Regions from separate parts of the Homo sapiens genome. Here region 2 is linked to region 1. The links are chromatin contacts, found by Hi-C or POLR2A ChIA-PET in ENCODE. All regions are on one chromosome and are shown on one strand. Each heading gives the region's core, a stretch centred on a gene start or an enhancer-like site at or near the end of the contact. The rest is flanking DNA. Distances are from core to core; before and after follow the strand shown.

Region 1 (6,917 bases), core at 3,309-5,808:
CCACCCCCTCTCCCCATTCCTCCGCCTTCTTCCTCCACACGCCTCCTCTTCTCCTGGTCCTTCACCTTGATGCCCCGTTGGTGGGGGGCGGGACGGGCCCATCCCAGTCCTCCCTTCAGCTAACAGCATCTTGTGTTGGAAACGCACACACTGAAGGTGGCTCATGTTTGCTTTAATGCAGGGCCTTGACGGCCTGCTGAGGGGGCGTCTGCGTGCACAGCCATGCCTGCCCCATGCCTAGCGTTGGGCCCTCCCTGCGTGGGGAGGGGCCCACATGGCCCTCACTGCTGCGTTCAGAGCCACACAGCTGCTCCAGGCCATGGCACTCCTATCCTGGTTTTGGTCAGGCCCTTGGCCCCGAGGGAGTGACCCCCAACTCCATGGCTGGGTTTGAGCCACAGCTCTGAGCTGTGGAGACGACCCCAGGTCCTGATTCTGCAGCTTGGCAGAGCCGACCAGCAGGGCCCCCTTCTTCCTACCTAAGGCCAGAGGGAAAGGCTGTGAAGGACAGGCTGCCCGGCCTCCCTGACTTCGTACCCTAGACTGTTGGTAACTGGGATAACTGTAGTGACCTATGACCTGTGGTAACCTATAGTTACCAATAGTGACCTATGAATCCACAGAAGGTTTTGGGGACAGTAGATGATGTCTGGAAAGCACAAAGTGGAAGACAGCGTGGATCCCCAGGGCACCGTGCTTGGGGAGCAGATCCCCAGGGACTCAGGCTGGAATAGAGTGGACTGAGGAAGATGCGGCCGTGGCTGTCTCAGGCTCCAGGACAGTGAGGAGCAGGCCAGAGCTGCCTTGGCATGGGATGGGCAAGACCATAAGGATGCCTCAGGGGTACAACAGGGCAGGTATGGGAAGGCCGAGGGAGCCTGAGGCCCTAGCAGGTGCTCAGCCAGTGCGCACAGGAAGGGCTGAGCTGGTCGGTAAGATATTGAGCTGCACCTGCCCCTGTACCTGTTGGTAAGGAGGTCTTGTCCTCAGGGGTCTCCAGCACCCTAGCCCTCCTGGGCTCCCAGTCCAGCCACTCCAGGGTGGCTCCTGCCCGGTGGGGGCTGTGGCCCTTGGGCCAGCTGGCAGCACAGCCAGGGGTAAGCATGTCTGTACCCCCACACATCTCCCACCCACCTGAGCGCCATGTGTTCCCGGACACGGGCGGGCGCCTCCTTGGGCAGCAAGGGGCCCCAGGAGCTCTCACTGTTGGCCCTTGCGTAGTTCACTGTCTTCCCACTTGTTTAGAATGAAGGGGCAAGAATTTATACAAATAAGCAGAATTTTTTCTTTCTTTTTTTTTTTTGAGACAGAGTCTCACACTGTCGCCCAATCTGGAGTGCACTGGCGCTATCTTGGCTCACTGCAACCTCCTCCTCCCGGGTTCAAGCAATTCTCCCGCCTCAGCCCCCTGAGTAGCTGGGATTACAGGTGCACCACGCCCGGCCAATTTTTGTGTTTTCAGTAGAGACAGGGTTTCACCATGTTGGCCAGGCTGGTCTCAAACTCCTGGTTTCAAGTGATCTGCCTGCCTCAGTCCCCCAAAGTGGTGGGATTACAGGTGGGATTATAGGCACAGTGGCCCACTGTGCCTGGCCCAAATAAGCAGAATTTTAAATTGAGAGATGAAGCCACCTGCAGCCCAATCCCAGTTATTGGAGCTAAGGCACAGGCGGGGCATACACTCCAGGCTCTGTGTCTACATGCATGGAGGCGACAGTCGGGCTCCAGGCTCCTCCTGGGTCTGAGCATCCTGTGGCCGGGCTCTCCACCCAGGCGAGGCCCACCTGGGCTCTGTCCTCTGCCAAGCAGCATGGCTGAGCTCCTGGAGACGAGGGCGGGCCCAGGTCCTTGCTGCTTGCTGCTGGGAAAGGAGCCCAGACGGAGAAGGGGCCATGTTGGGGCTGGACCCTCAGGTAGAGGATCAATGTGTCCGTTATGTTGGGTATAGAGAGAAGTGGGTAGAGCTGCATGTGCATCTGATCCCAGCTCTGTCCTGAGAGGGCCCACAGCCCGGACTCAGCCACAGCAGATGCCAGTTCCACAGTTCCAGGCGCTAGTTCCATGGTTCCTGCCCTGCTCACAGGAGCCCGGGCTCTAGCATGGAGGCAGGTTCGGAAGGCACAGGAAGCAGCTGAAAGGGGTCCCCAAGGACCAGAACTAGGCCAATAGGCAGTGACGTTGAAGACCACAATCCACTGACTCAACCAGGAAATCATGGGTCCAGGCTGATAGCAATGGACAGATCGGTCAGGGGAACGGGGCACTCTTCCACGCGAGAGTGCCAGCCAAGGAACGCGACAGGAACGGCGCGCCGGGCGACCACGGATGGGTGCTGAACCAGAGGGATTCCCATCAGACGGATGCGAAGCAGCATCTCCCCACACGTGACTTCTTATTTCCAAGGGAAATGCTGGCTTTCCAGTGGAGCAGCCTGTTTGACCCCAGCTGACCCGAGTGATCAGAGCTCCCATCGCCAGTGCTGGGATGCGCCCGTGTCACGCGCCTCTGGGCGGGTCGCACTGAGACGGCACAGACTCGCGCTCGGGGTCCCTGCCAAAAATGCAGAACCTGAGCTTATGCATGAGGAGACCTCAGGCAAGCCCAAACAGAGGGACATCTGCAGATGAGCGGGTCTAGATGCTTGGCGAGTGCCCAAACATGGAAGCTGGGGAGCCACTCCAGTTAGGAGACCTGGGAGACCCCATGTAGAAATGCCAGGTGGGACCCTGGACCCTGCACAGGAGAGACAGCGTCAGGGCATCATCTGTAGAAACGCCACGTGGGACCCTGGGCTCTGTACAGGAGAGACGGGCATCAAGTCATCATCCGTAGAAACGCCACGTGGGACCCTGGACCCTGCACAGGAGAGACGGCGTCAGGGCATCATCCGTAGAAACACCACGTGGGACCCTGGACCCTGCACAGGAGAGACGGTGTCAGGGCATCATCTGTAGAAACACCATGTGGGACCATGGACCCTGCACAGGAGAGACAGTGTAGAAATGCCACGTGGGACCCTGGACCCTGCACAGGAGAGATGGCGTCAGGGCGTTATCTGGACGGTTGGTGACATTTGCACACGGGCCACGGACCAGGTCACGTATTGTGTACACCCACCCAAGTACTGAGGTGTGACGCGGCACTGCGTCTCCAGCCTACCTCCTGTAGTGCAGGAAGCCAGTGCAGGGTGGGTGAGGAAGTGCACAGGGGTCCAGGGACTGTCCCACAGCACTCCTGACGAAAGCTGGTCCCCTTCCACGGCCCTAGCCAAGGAGCCAGGTCTGCAAAGCTGGGACCAGGTGTGTGCGGAGGCACGTGTTCCCACTTCTCCCATGGCAGAGGGAGAGCCTGTGGACAACAGTGGGGCACTCTGCTCCCAGGCAGGTCCCACTGGGCTGAGCCGCACAGCCTGGCTTTGGGCTTCCCTGACTGCACCACCCACATCAGCTGCCTCTAGCCCTTAAAATACAAAACTTCCCCCAGTCACTGGCCGCCAGGGCTGAGTTGGGGGATGTGTTACATCCCTGGGTCCACTGGGGGGCAGTGTTGGCCATGGTGTTGGTGCTGGCTCTGCCGAGAGGCGTTGGAGTGGCTGTGTGGGGCGGTGAGCGCCGGCCCAGCCTGATGGAACCCACTGTACCAGGCCCAGGCCTCAGCCTCTGAGAAGGACTTCCCTGTGTCACTCACTCATACATGTCCTCAGGACGTGAAGACATTTCAGCAGACCAAAGTTTCCTTCGAATTTTCTTCGAATCGTCCAGATACTTGGAGACATCTCCTCCTCACCTGTGGGGTGCTGGGGCAGTCCTAGGCGTGGGGGCAGATGGGTGGACAGCTGCTGCTGCCCTGCTGGGGGTGGGCAGCCCTTGGAGCACACAGTGGTGAAGACATTCCTGAATATGTCTCAGGCTGTAGAAATCTTATTTTGTGGAAAGATTTTAGAGAATCATCAAAATAAACTTTTACCAAATAACATTTTACCAGAAACTGAATCCGAGAGAAGTAGAATCGTTCACTCCCTGCCCCCCAGGTCACTGTGTGCAGAATCACGTGACTAGGACATGGGCCCTGTGATCCATGCCCTCCTTCCTTTGCCTGTGGGGTCAACAGCAAGAAGGCCCCTCAGTGCCCCTCAAGCCTGGCACCAGCCGCAGGGCCTGGTGTAACTTTGCAGGGAGAGGGGACTGCTTTTGAAGACGGAATTTTCTCTTAAATCTCTAAGTGTTTTGAGGTTTGCAAAATCTGTTTTCGGGATTGTTCTTTCTTCAGTTAAAATAACAAAATAACCCAGTGTGTTCCTGTAGAGGATCCAGGGTTTTAGAACCGGACTTGCGAGTCTCACCTGCCTGGCCCCTCTCCCCCAGCCCCAGGCCATCTGCAATCTGTTTTACCAGCACAGGCCTCCCTTCCTCTCCCTCTGCCTTGGCCTCTCCCACACCCAAGAGCCCATTCCTGTCTATTCTCCCAGGGTGGTGAGTGAGCCTCTGCACCACACTTGCCAAGGGTGCTCACGGAGCAGGCATGAGGCCCGCTTACTGGAGGAAGCGAGTCTGGACTCGGGCTCAGGCCTGTGGCGAGCCTTCATGGGGGCTGCCCTGCACCCGTCCTCAGCTGGGGCCTGCGGCACCATAGAACTTTCTCTGTCCAAGAGGAAAGCAGACATCTCTCCCCTTCGATGTGTCATCCCCCGCGGCCCCCGAGCGTCCCACATGAACCTGCGGCACATGCCCGGAGGCACTGCATACAGTGGCTGCACCCCAGGCCATCCAAAGAACAGCAGCACCTGGAAGGCAGCAGCACCTGCCAGCCCTGGAAAGGCACACCAGGAAGCTGGCGGGGACAGGGTGTGCTGGCCTGTTCCAGGAACTCGGAGCTCATGTGGCCAGGGCCAGGTGCAGCCTGGCTCCTTACAGGGGCCAGGAGTGGCACGGGAGAAGTAGGTCGTCGGCTCCCGTCTTGCCAGGGCCTGGACACTACTGCTTTTTCCTGTGCCCCCATTTTTGGTCCAGGCATCCCTTTGTGTTGGGATTGCACTCTGTAGCACTGGAATGATGTGGGCTGCAAGTCCAGGTTGGGCTGAGTGAGGACAACACAGTGCTTCCCAGGGGCTCAGATCTAGGGTTGACCCAGGCTTGGGGTGCTAAGGGGGAGCCCAGCCAGCTCCTGCCCCTGTGTCGGCCTCCTCCCTCTCCACTGCCTTTGTGCTCCCCCTGCACCTGCTTCAGGAGGGAAGCCACAGCCGGCCTGCAGGGTGGTTGTGGGGTGTCCAGCTGGCAGGTAGAGAAAGGAGGGACCCCAAGGAGTGGAGGAGGGCCAAGCCACGCTGGCGGGAGCTGTCCTCCTGGGTCCTGGGCACTGCTAGAGGCCACAGCCTTCTCTCTGCTCTCCCTGGGCCGCCTTCCTGGGTCCTGGGCACTGCTGGAGGCCACAGCCTTCTCTCTGCTCTCCCTGGGGAGCTGCTGTGCTGGTTGGGTGTCCTCAGATTCTCCTTGTGTTCACTTGAAAGACACAAAGGCATAGATGACCAGAAGGCAGGGATGGCGGGGAGGAGGCGGAGGGCTGTGAGGGCCTGGGAGATCTGGGGGCCACCCTGGCCTGGGAGATCTGTGGGCCTTTATTCTATTTGTGGAAGAGAAGGAACCCACTGAAGCACTGGGAGCAGCGACTCTTTTTGTCTTTCTTTTGGAAGGATGTCACCCAGTGACAGCCAGCAGTGCCCACCCTGGAAGAGCAGGTGAAGAGGCTCCTTGGGTGGGCACCCCTGGCGTCCTCCCATGAGGGCAGCCTCACAGGGGTGTCTGCCTGTGAGTTTTGTTACAGGGCCTCACCAAGAGAGGGCCTATGGAGGCCGAGGACCAGGGGGAGCTTTTCCTGCACCTCCGGTCAGTGGCACGTGCCCCCCAGACCTTATCTATGCACCGACTCCAGAGAAAGCTGAAGGAGGCAGCCAGAAAAATCATCAGCCTCCGCCTGGAGAAAGAGCAGCTCATCGAGATGGGGAACAGGCTCCGTGCAGAGCTGGGCCGACCCGAAAGTGAGTCCGGGAAGTGGAGGCCATGGCCTGAGTGTGGGTCAGGTTCTGGGTGTGCACCTGGTTCTGGGTGTGCGCCAGGTTCTGGATGTGGGTCAGATTCTGGGGGTGCACCAGGTTCTGGATGTGGGTCAGATTCTGGGGGTGCGCCAGGTTCTGGGTGTGGGTCAGGTTCTGGGTGTGTGCCAGGTTCTGGGTGTGTGCCAGGTTCTGGGTGTGCACCTGGTTCTGGGTGTGCATCTGGTTCTGGGTGCGGGTCAGGTTCTGGGTATGCGCCTGGTTCTGGGTGCGGGTCAGGTTCTGGGTGTGTGCCAGGTTCTGGGTGTGTGCCAGGTTCTGGGTGTGGGTCAGGTTCTGGATGTGCGCCTGGTTCTGGGTGTGCGCCTGGTTCTGGGTGTGCGCCTGGTTCTAGGTGCGGGTCAGGTTCTGGGTGTGCGCCTGGTTCTGGGTGTGGGTCAGGTTCTGGGTGTGCACCAGGTTCTGAGTGTGCGCCTGGTTCTGGGTGCGGGTCAGGTTCTGGGTGTGCGCCAGGTTCTGGGTGTGTGCCAGGTTCTGGGTGTGTGCCTGGTTCTGGGTGTGTGCCTGGTTCTAGGTGCAGGTCAGGTTCTGGGTGTGCGCCTGGTTCTGGGTGTGCGCCTGGTTCTGGGTGCGGGTCAGGTTCTGGGTGTGGGTCAGGTTCTGGGTGTGCACCAGGTTCTGGGTGTGCGCCTGGTTCTGGGTGCGGGTCAGGTTCTGAGTGTGCGCCTGGTTCTGGGTGTGGGTCAGGTTCTGGGTGTGCACCAGGTTCTGAGTGTGCGCCTGGTTCTGGGTGCGGGTCAGGTTCTGGGTGTGTGCCAGGTTCTAGGTGTGCGCCTGGTTCTGAGTGTGTGCCTGGTTCTAGGTGCGG
Region 2 (6,917 bases), core at 1,451-3,950, 53 kb before region 1:
GTGGTTCACACCTATAAGTACGTGGGAAGATCGCTTGAGCTGTAGCTTTTAGATGGGCATTCGAGGCTGCAGTGAGCTGTGATTGTGCCACTGCACTCCATCCTGGGTGACAGACTGAGACTCTGTTTCAAAACAAAAGAGTAGATTACTGAATTTGGCCTCCCAGAGGGCTTAGCAGCACTCTCTGGAATCCAAGAGGGGCCACAAGAGCTAAATTCAGTACATTTAAAGGTGAGAGGATCATTTGAGGCCAGGAGTTCAAGACCAGGCTGGACAATATAGTGGAACCCCATCTCTACAAGAAATTTAAAAAAAAAATTAACTGGGCATGGTGGTGCCTGCCTGTAGTCCCAGCTACTCAGGATGCTGAGATTGAGTCCTCTGTCCTGAGTACAAAGTGAATGAGCCACCCCAGACCTGCCTTCCAGTCCCAGGAAGTGTCTTATAAGTTAAGGGTATTAGGCCAGGCACGGTGGCTCACGCCTGTAATCCCAGCACTTCGGGAGGCCGAGGCGGGTGAATCACGAGGTCAGGAGTTCAAGACCAGCCTGGCCAAGATGGTGAAACCCCATCTCTACTAAAAGTACAAAAATTAGCCGGGCATGGTGGCGGGCGCCTGTAATCCCAGCTACTTGGGAGGCTGAGGCAGGAAAATAGCTTGAACCCAGGAGGTAGAGGTTGCAGTGAGCCAAGATCGCGCCACTGCATTCCAGCCTGGGCAAGAAAACAAGACTGTCTAAAATAATAATAATAAGTTAAGGGTATTAAATATATTTATACATGGAGGTCATAAAAATATATATATTTGGGCTGGGCGCAGTGGCTCACACCTGCGCCCGGCCCTTTGGGAGGCCGAGGCAGGTGGATCACCTGAGTTTGGGAGTTCCAGACCAGCCTGACCAACATGGAGAAACCCCTTCTCTGTGTATTTTTAGTAGATTTTATTTTATGTGTATTTTATTCACAGGTATTTCTGGAAAACTCAAACTGTTTTTCCTCTACTCTGATACCACAAGAATCATCAGCACAGAGGAAGACTTCTGTGATCAAATGTGGTGGGAGAGGGAGGTTTTCACCAGCACATGAGCAGTCAGTTCTGCCGCAGACTCGGCGGGTGTCCTTCGGTTCAGTTCCAACACCGCCTGCCTGGAGAGAGGTCAGACCACAGGGTGAGGGCTCAGTCCCCAAGACATAAACACCCAAGACATAAACACCCAACAGGTCCACCCCGCCTGCTGCCCAGGCAGAGCCGATTCACCAAGACGGGAATTAGGATAGAGAAAGAGTAAGTCACACAGAGCCGGCTGTGCGGGAGAACGGAGTTCTATTATGACTCAAATCAGTCTCCCCAAGCATTCGGGGATCAGAGTTTTTAAGGATAACTTAGTGTGTAGGGGGCCAGTGAGTTGGAGATGAAAGCGTAGGGAGTCGAAGGTGTCCTTTTGCGCCGAGTCAGTTCCTGGGTGGGGGCCACAAGATCGGATGAGCCAGTTTATCAATCCGGGGGTGCCAGCTGATCCATGGAGTGCAGGGTCTGCAAAATATCTCAAGCACTGATTGATCTTAGGTTTTACAATAGTGATGTTACCCCAGGAACAATTTGGGGAAGGTCAGAATCTTGTAGCCTGTAGCTGCATGACTCCTAAACCATAATTTCTTTTTTGTTTTTTTTTTTTTATTTTTGAGACAGGGTCTCACTCTGTCACCTAGGCTGGAGTGCAGTGGTGCAATCACAGCTCACTGCAGCCTCAACGTCGTAAGCTCAAGCGATCCTCCCACCTCAGCCTGCCTGGTAGCTGAGACTACAAGCGACGCCCCAGTTAATTTTTGTATTTTTGGTAGAGGCAGCGTTTTGCCGTGTGGCCCTGGCTGGTCTCGAACTCCTGGGCTCAAGTGATCCAGCCTCAGCCTCCCAAAGTGCTGGGACAACCGGGGCCAGTCACTGCACCTGGCCCTAAACCATAATTTCTAATCTTTTGGCTAATTTGTTAGTCCTACAAAGGCAGTCTAGTCCCCAGGCAAAAAGGGGGTTTGTTTCGGGAAAGGGCTGTTACTGTCTTTGTTTCAAACTATAAACTAAGTTCCTCCTAAACTTAGTTCGGCCTACACCCAGGAATGAACAAGGAGAGCTTGGAGGTTAGAAGCACGATGGAATTGGTTAGGTCAGATCTCTTTCACTGTCTGAGTTATAATTTTGCAATGGTGGTTCAAAGACTGCCCGCTTCTGACACCAGTCGCGAGTCCTGGCCTCCGGAACTTCTGACTGACCACTGGCTTCAAGTTGGGGTTCCCACAGCCCCCTCTTTGGGTTCGATTGATTTGCTGGGGTGACTCACAGAACCCAGGGAAACACATACGTGTAACAGTTTATTATAAAGGGTATTACAGAGGATACAGATGAGGAGATGCGTAAGGGGAGATATGGGGGAAGAGGCTTCCTGGAGGACCCCCCCACACCCCACCCACCACTCCCCAGGAACCTCTCCACACCCTGTCCTCTTGGGTGTTTAGGGAGGCTTCCTGAAGTCAGCATTCCTTCCCCCAGGGTAGAGGGTGGGAGCTCTGGGGAGGATCTTATGACCTACAATGGAAAGTCAGGTGAGAGTGGAGACCTGGAAGGATTCTGTTTCCTGAGGCCTGACACGCCCAACATTGCAACAAAAGACTGTGACGTGTGAGAGTTATGAGCCAGGAACTGTGCAAGAAAACCATGATGTGTCATTGTACCACAACAGGTAAACCTACAACATCACCGTTAGCTCAGCTCAGTATTTTTAAAATGAGAAAATCAAAGTGATGGGATGCCCACCCATGCTGTTCCAGCCCCTGCTGGGAGCTGGCTGGTTCAGGGAGCCCCACTGGTTCTCCTGAAAGAGGGTGAACGCACAGCGAGGCCTTCCCTCCCCGGCGGCTTCTCCTGCCGCTCCCCAACCCGGAAGCTTCATGGTCCTTCTTGAAACCAGGTGCTTGCTGGGGACGCCTGCTGGCCGACAGGCAGATTGCGTCCAGATGCTGAGTCCGTGCTTTTGAAAGCCAATTAATCTCAGCCTTGGGGCTTTGGGGATCATCCCGAGATGGGATTTGTACAGAAACAGAGCAGGCCGTTCTATGATGAGGTCAGAAGGAAAGGCGAGCCGAGCCCGGCTGACTTACAGGCCCTTGGTGTGTGGGGCTTCTTATGGGTCCTGAGTGTGATGGATAAAGCGCTGGAGATGCTGGGCTCTCACCGGGTGCTGCACCGAGTCACTTGCTGTATGGATTTTTCAGGCTGCTCTTCTGTGCAGAGCACAGAGGCCTGGGAGCACCCATCTCACATAGAGGGGGTGGTACGTGCCATCTGCCTGTCCTGGCTGCCTGAAGCTTTTGAAAACAGGGTGACCCGCTGAGTCCTGAGACCTGGTGGGAAGGAACCTCACCCAGTGGGGAGATGGGGGCATGGGGACCTGGAGTAGCACGTGCACAGGAACTGGCAGATAAAGGCTGCTCTGGGCCTGCAGGGAGCAGCTGGAGCCACGCAGGCTGGGCCGTGTCCTCGGTCTGTCTTCATACGCTGTGCCAAGGAGATCGGACTTTATTTTGAAAATGGTCAGGAGTCGCGGGCACATTTGAGGCCAGATAAGATTGCATGATCAGATTCTCAGAACGGCAACCCCCATGGGTGGCTGCGACCAATGAGTTAAGGAGGCAAGCCCAGTGGCAGGGCAGCTGGTACAGGACGGGGGCCACAGCAGTCCCTCAGAGAAGAGGCCCGTAGACCTCGCAGACCTCAGGCTCTGCAGAGAACCGTTGTCATGACTCACGGGCACTGTGTGAAGGGTTCTGAGTCATCAGAGATCACAGTGGTGTTCCATCATTTAATGTGTATTTGCTGATAGTCCAATTCTTTCCCTGTGTGTGCACAGGTGTGTGCACAGGTGTGTGCATGTCCTCTGTGTACAAAATGTTTCAGTCGCCAAGACTGTGCCAGACAGTGGGACTCACTACACCCGACACTGGGGTGATGGCGTTGTGCCAACGTGAGATGGAAGTTAGGAAAGCTTCCCTGCAGTGATGTTCAGGTTGAGGTCCCACTGGCAGGAGGAGCCTGCCCTGCGGTTAGGAGGAACCTTGCAGACAGAGCGGCACCTGCCACACATCCCAGGCTCTGAGGGCACGTGGCAGCGACAGGCAGGAGCCTGGGGTCCAGATGTCCTCAGTGGAATGGGAAGCCTGGTTAAGCCTTTTTTTTTTCTTGAGATGGAGTCTCTCTTTGTTGCCCAGGCCGGACTGCAGTGGTGCGATCTCAGCTCACTGCAAGCTTCGCCTCCGGGGTTCACGCCATTCTCCTGCCTCAGCCTCCCAAGTAGCTGGGACTACAGGCGCCCACCACCACGCCCAGCTAATTTTTTGTATTTTTAGTAGAGACGGGGTTTCACCGTGTTAGCCAGGATGGTCTCAATCTCCTGACCTTATGATCCGCCCGCCTCGGCCTCCCAAAGTCCTGGGATTACAGGCATGAGCCACTGCGCCCGGCCCTGGTAAAGCATTTTTGAAAAGATTCCTTTGGCAGCCAAAAAAGTGGGAGTGCACAGCAGAGGCCAGTTGAGGTCTCTTGTGGTAAGACACTGTGGTGGCCGAGGTGTGGGCACAAGGTGGGAGACAGCAAGAGGTCAAGGATCATTACACGGGGTGGACGGTGGGGCCGTTGTAGGAGCTGAGGGAGACGAGGAACAGGAGCGTGGGAGAGTGCTGAGATGGTCGGTAGGGACCCTGTTAGCTCCGGCAATGGGTGGGCACGCAGCAGCTTGGAGGAGCCAGGCTGAGGTGGTCCAGGTGGCGTGATGGTCCTAGGGTGCTGGGCGCGGGGGTTGCATCGCAGGAAGCATGTGGGATGGAGGAGACCGTCTTTGCTCCAGAGCCTCGTCAGAGAAGCGCCGTCTCAGGACCCCCAGGGAGCCCTCGTGCCCCCAGCGGGTGTGCCCTGCTGACCAGCCCTTTCTGGAGGGGCCCACGGGTCTTGCAGCCCCTTACCCACCTCCTCCTTGTGCTTCGTCACAGCCGGTGCTCAGCCTGGCTGTGCCCTTGTACCCGCTCCCTCTGGGAGTTGGGACTTTGTACAACCATTGCTGTGCCCCGAGATGCAGAGGTGCCCGGAGATACAGAGGTACCCTAAGACAGGCTGGGGCTTTTTCCTGCTCTGGCAGCAGCACCCCGGCCATGTCCCACCAGGCCGGAAGTTTGTGCTTGTCCCCCAACTGGGTGTGGCCCTTTTAGGCCATGCAGTTCCCCTGTGTGGACACCAGAGAAGAGTTGTGGGGGATTTCTGTGTCCAAATCGAGCTCATACTTGGACCTCTAAAGGGTTGGGGGCAGCTAGGACCAGCCAGAAGAAACTTTATCTTTTAATAGACCACTCACTGCAGCGTGGAACTCCTGAGTTTGAATGACCCACCCACCTCAGCCTCAGAAAATGTTGGGATTGCAGGCGAGAGCTACTGTGCCCAGCTTATTGGTTTTTGTGATTTTTGTTTTTAAATTTTATTTTTTGTAGCACTTTATTTTTATGGTTTTACCAAAATATCAGTCCATGATGAACAAATAAAAGAACAAAAGAATGTACTCTCGGATGGTATATTAGACCATTCTCACATTGCTGGAAAGAAATACCTGACGCTGGGTAATTTATAAAGAAAGATTAATTGGCTCACGGTTCTCCTGGCTGTACAGGAAGCACAGTGTTGGCACCCGCTTCTGGGGAGGCCTCAGGAAACTTTTACTCATGGCGGAAGGTGAAAGAGGAGCAGGCACGAAGCAAGAGGGGAGTGTGAGTGGTGGAGAGATGCCACATCTCACTAGAACTCATTGTCACCACACACTTTGAAATGACCAAATCTCCCCAGAACTCACTGTCACAAAGACGGCACCAAGCCACGAGGGGTCCGCCCACATGATCCAAACACCTCCCACCAGGCCCCAGCTCCCCCGTTGGGGATTACAATTCCACAAAGGTTTGGGCAGGGATAAATATCGAAACCATATCAGGTGGTGAATCTTCCAGGAGCAGGGTGTTGGGTGGGAAGGGGCATTGGTTCTGAGGGACTGACCTGCTGTCAGTCCTCACGTAGCCACTTAGCAGCCTTAGTTTTCTCAGCTGTGAAATGGACAGAGTGCTGCGTTGAAGCTATTTTATAGAACCTAGCTCTTATAGCTGGACAAACCATGTTTCCCATCTTCCCTTCCTCTACTTCCCCTGGATTTCTTTTTTTTAATTTATTTTTTTAATTTTTTGGAGAAAAGAGTCTTAGTGTCGCCCAGGCTGGAGTGCAATGGTGCGATCTCTGCTCACTGCAACCTCCACTTCCTGGGTTCAAGTGATCCTCCTGCCTCAGCCTCCCGAGTAGCTGAGATCACAGGCATGCGCCACCATGCATGGCTAATTTTTATATTTTTAGTAGAGACGGGGTTTCACCATGTTGGCCAGGCCGGTCTCAAACTCCTGACCTCAGGTGACCCACCCACTTTGGCCTCCCAAAGGGCTGGGATTACAGGAGTGAGCCACCATGCCTGGCCTTTTTTTTTTGTTTATTTTGTTTTGAGAGAGAGTCTTGCTCTGTCACCCAGGCTGGTGTGCAACCTCTACCTCCTGGGTTCAAGCGATTCTCCTGCCTCAGCCTCCCGAGTAGCTGGGACTACAGGCACGTGCCACCACAGCAGGCTAATTTTTTGTATTTTTAGTAGAGACGGGGTTTCACCATGTTAGCCAGGCTGGTCTCGATCTCCTGACCTCAAGTGATCCATCCACCTGGGCCTCCCAAAGTGCTGGGATTACAGGCGTGAGCCACTGCACCCGGCCTAATTTTTGTATTTTTAGTAGAGACAGGTTTTTGCCATGTTGGCCAGGCTGGTCTTGAACTCCTGACCTCAGGTGATCCGCCTGCC

What was found. Hi-C counts contacts between places; a loop is a spot of excess contacts on that map. ChIA-PET counts read pairs that join two places held with the same protein, here RNA polymerase II (POLR2A). Pooled maps may share reads with other maps.
Region 2: a pooled map shows a loop between it and region 1 (2.7-fold over the local background). The contact joins two enhancer-like sites. A Hi-C loop is called at or near these places in 4 of 50 pooled maps. POLR2A ChIA-PET finds 5 or more read pairs at or near these places in 5 of 52 experiments (BJ, PC-9, WTC11 and 2 more).

Annotation. Positions count from the first base shown.
Region 1 is chr17:82,150,677-82,157,593 of GRCh38, reverse strand. It overlaps CCDC57 (coiled-coil domain containing 57), which reads left to right. Exons shown (of 19, transcript NM_001394669.1): 15 at 5,821-6,034. Among named protein-coding and RNA genes, the nearest start is that of FASN, 56 kb to the right of the region's middle. Within about 2 kb of position 4,558, at least 6 of the 41 ENCODE cell types and tissues checked have a DNase peak (open chromatin) inside an H3K27ac peak, as active enhancers do.
Region 2 is chr17:82,202,099-82,209,015 of GRCh38, reverse strand. The region is part of intron 1 of CCDC57 (coiled-coil domain containing 57); the gene reads left to right. Among named protein-coding and RNA genes, the nearest start is that of CCDC57, 7.3 kb to the left of the region's middle. RefSeq lists enhancers at 2,500-2,609, 2,680-2,739, 2,224-3,025, 2,849-3,143, 3,070-3,249 and 1 more. Within about 2 kb of position 2,700, at least 33 of the 41 ENCODE cell types and tissues checked have a DNase peak (open chromatin) inside an H3K27ac peak, as active enhancers do.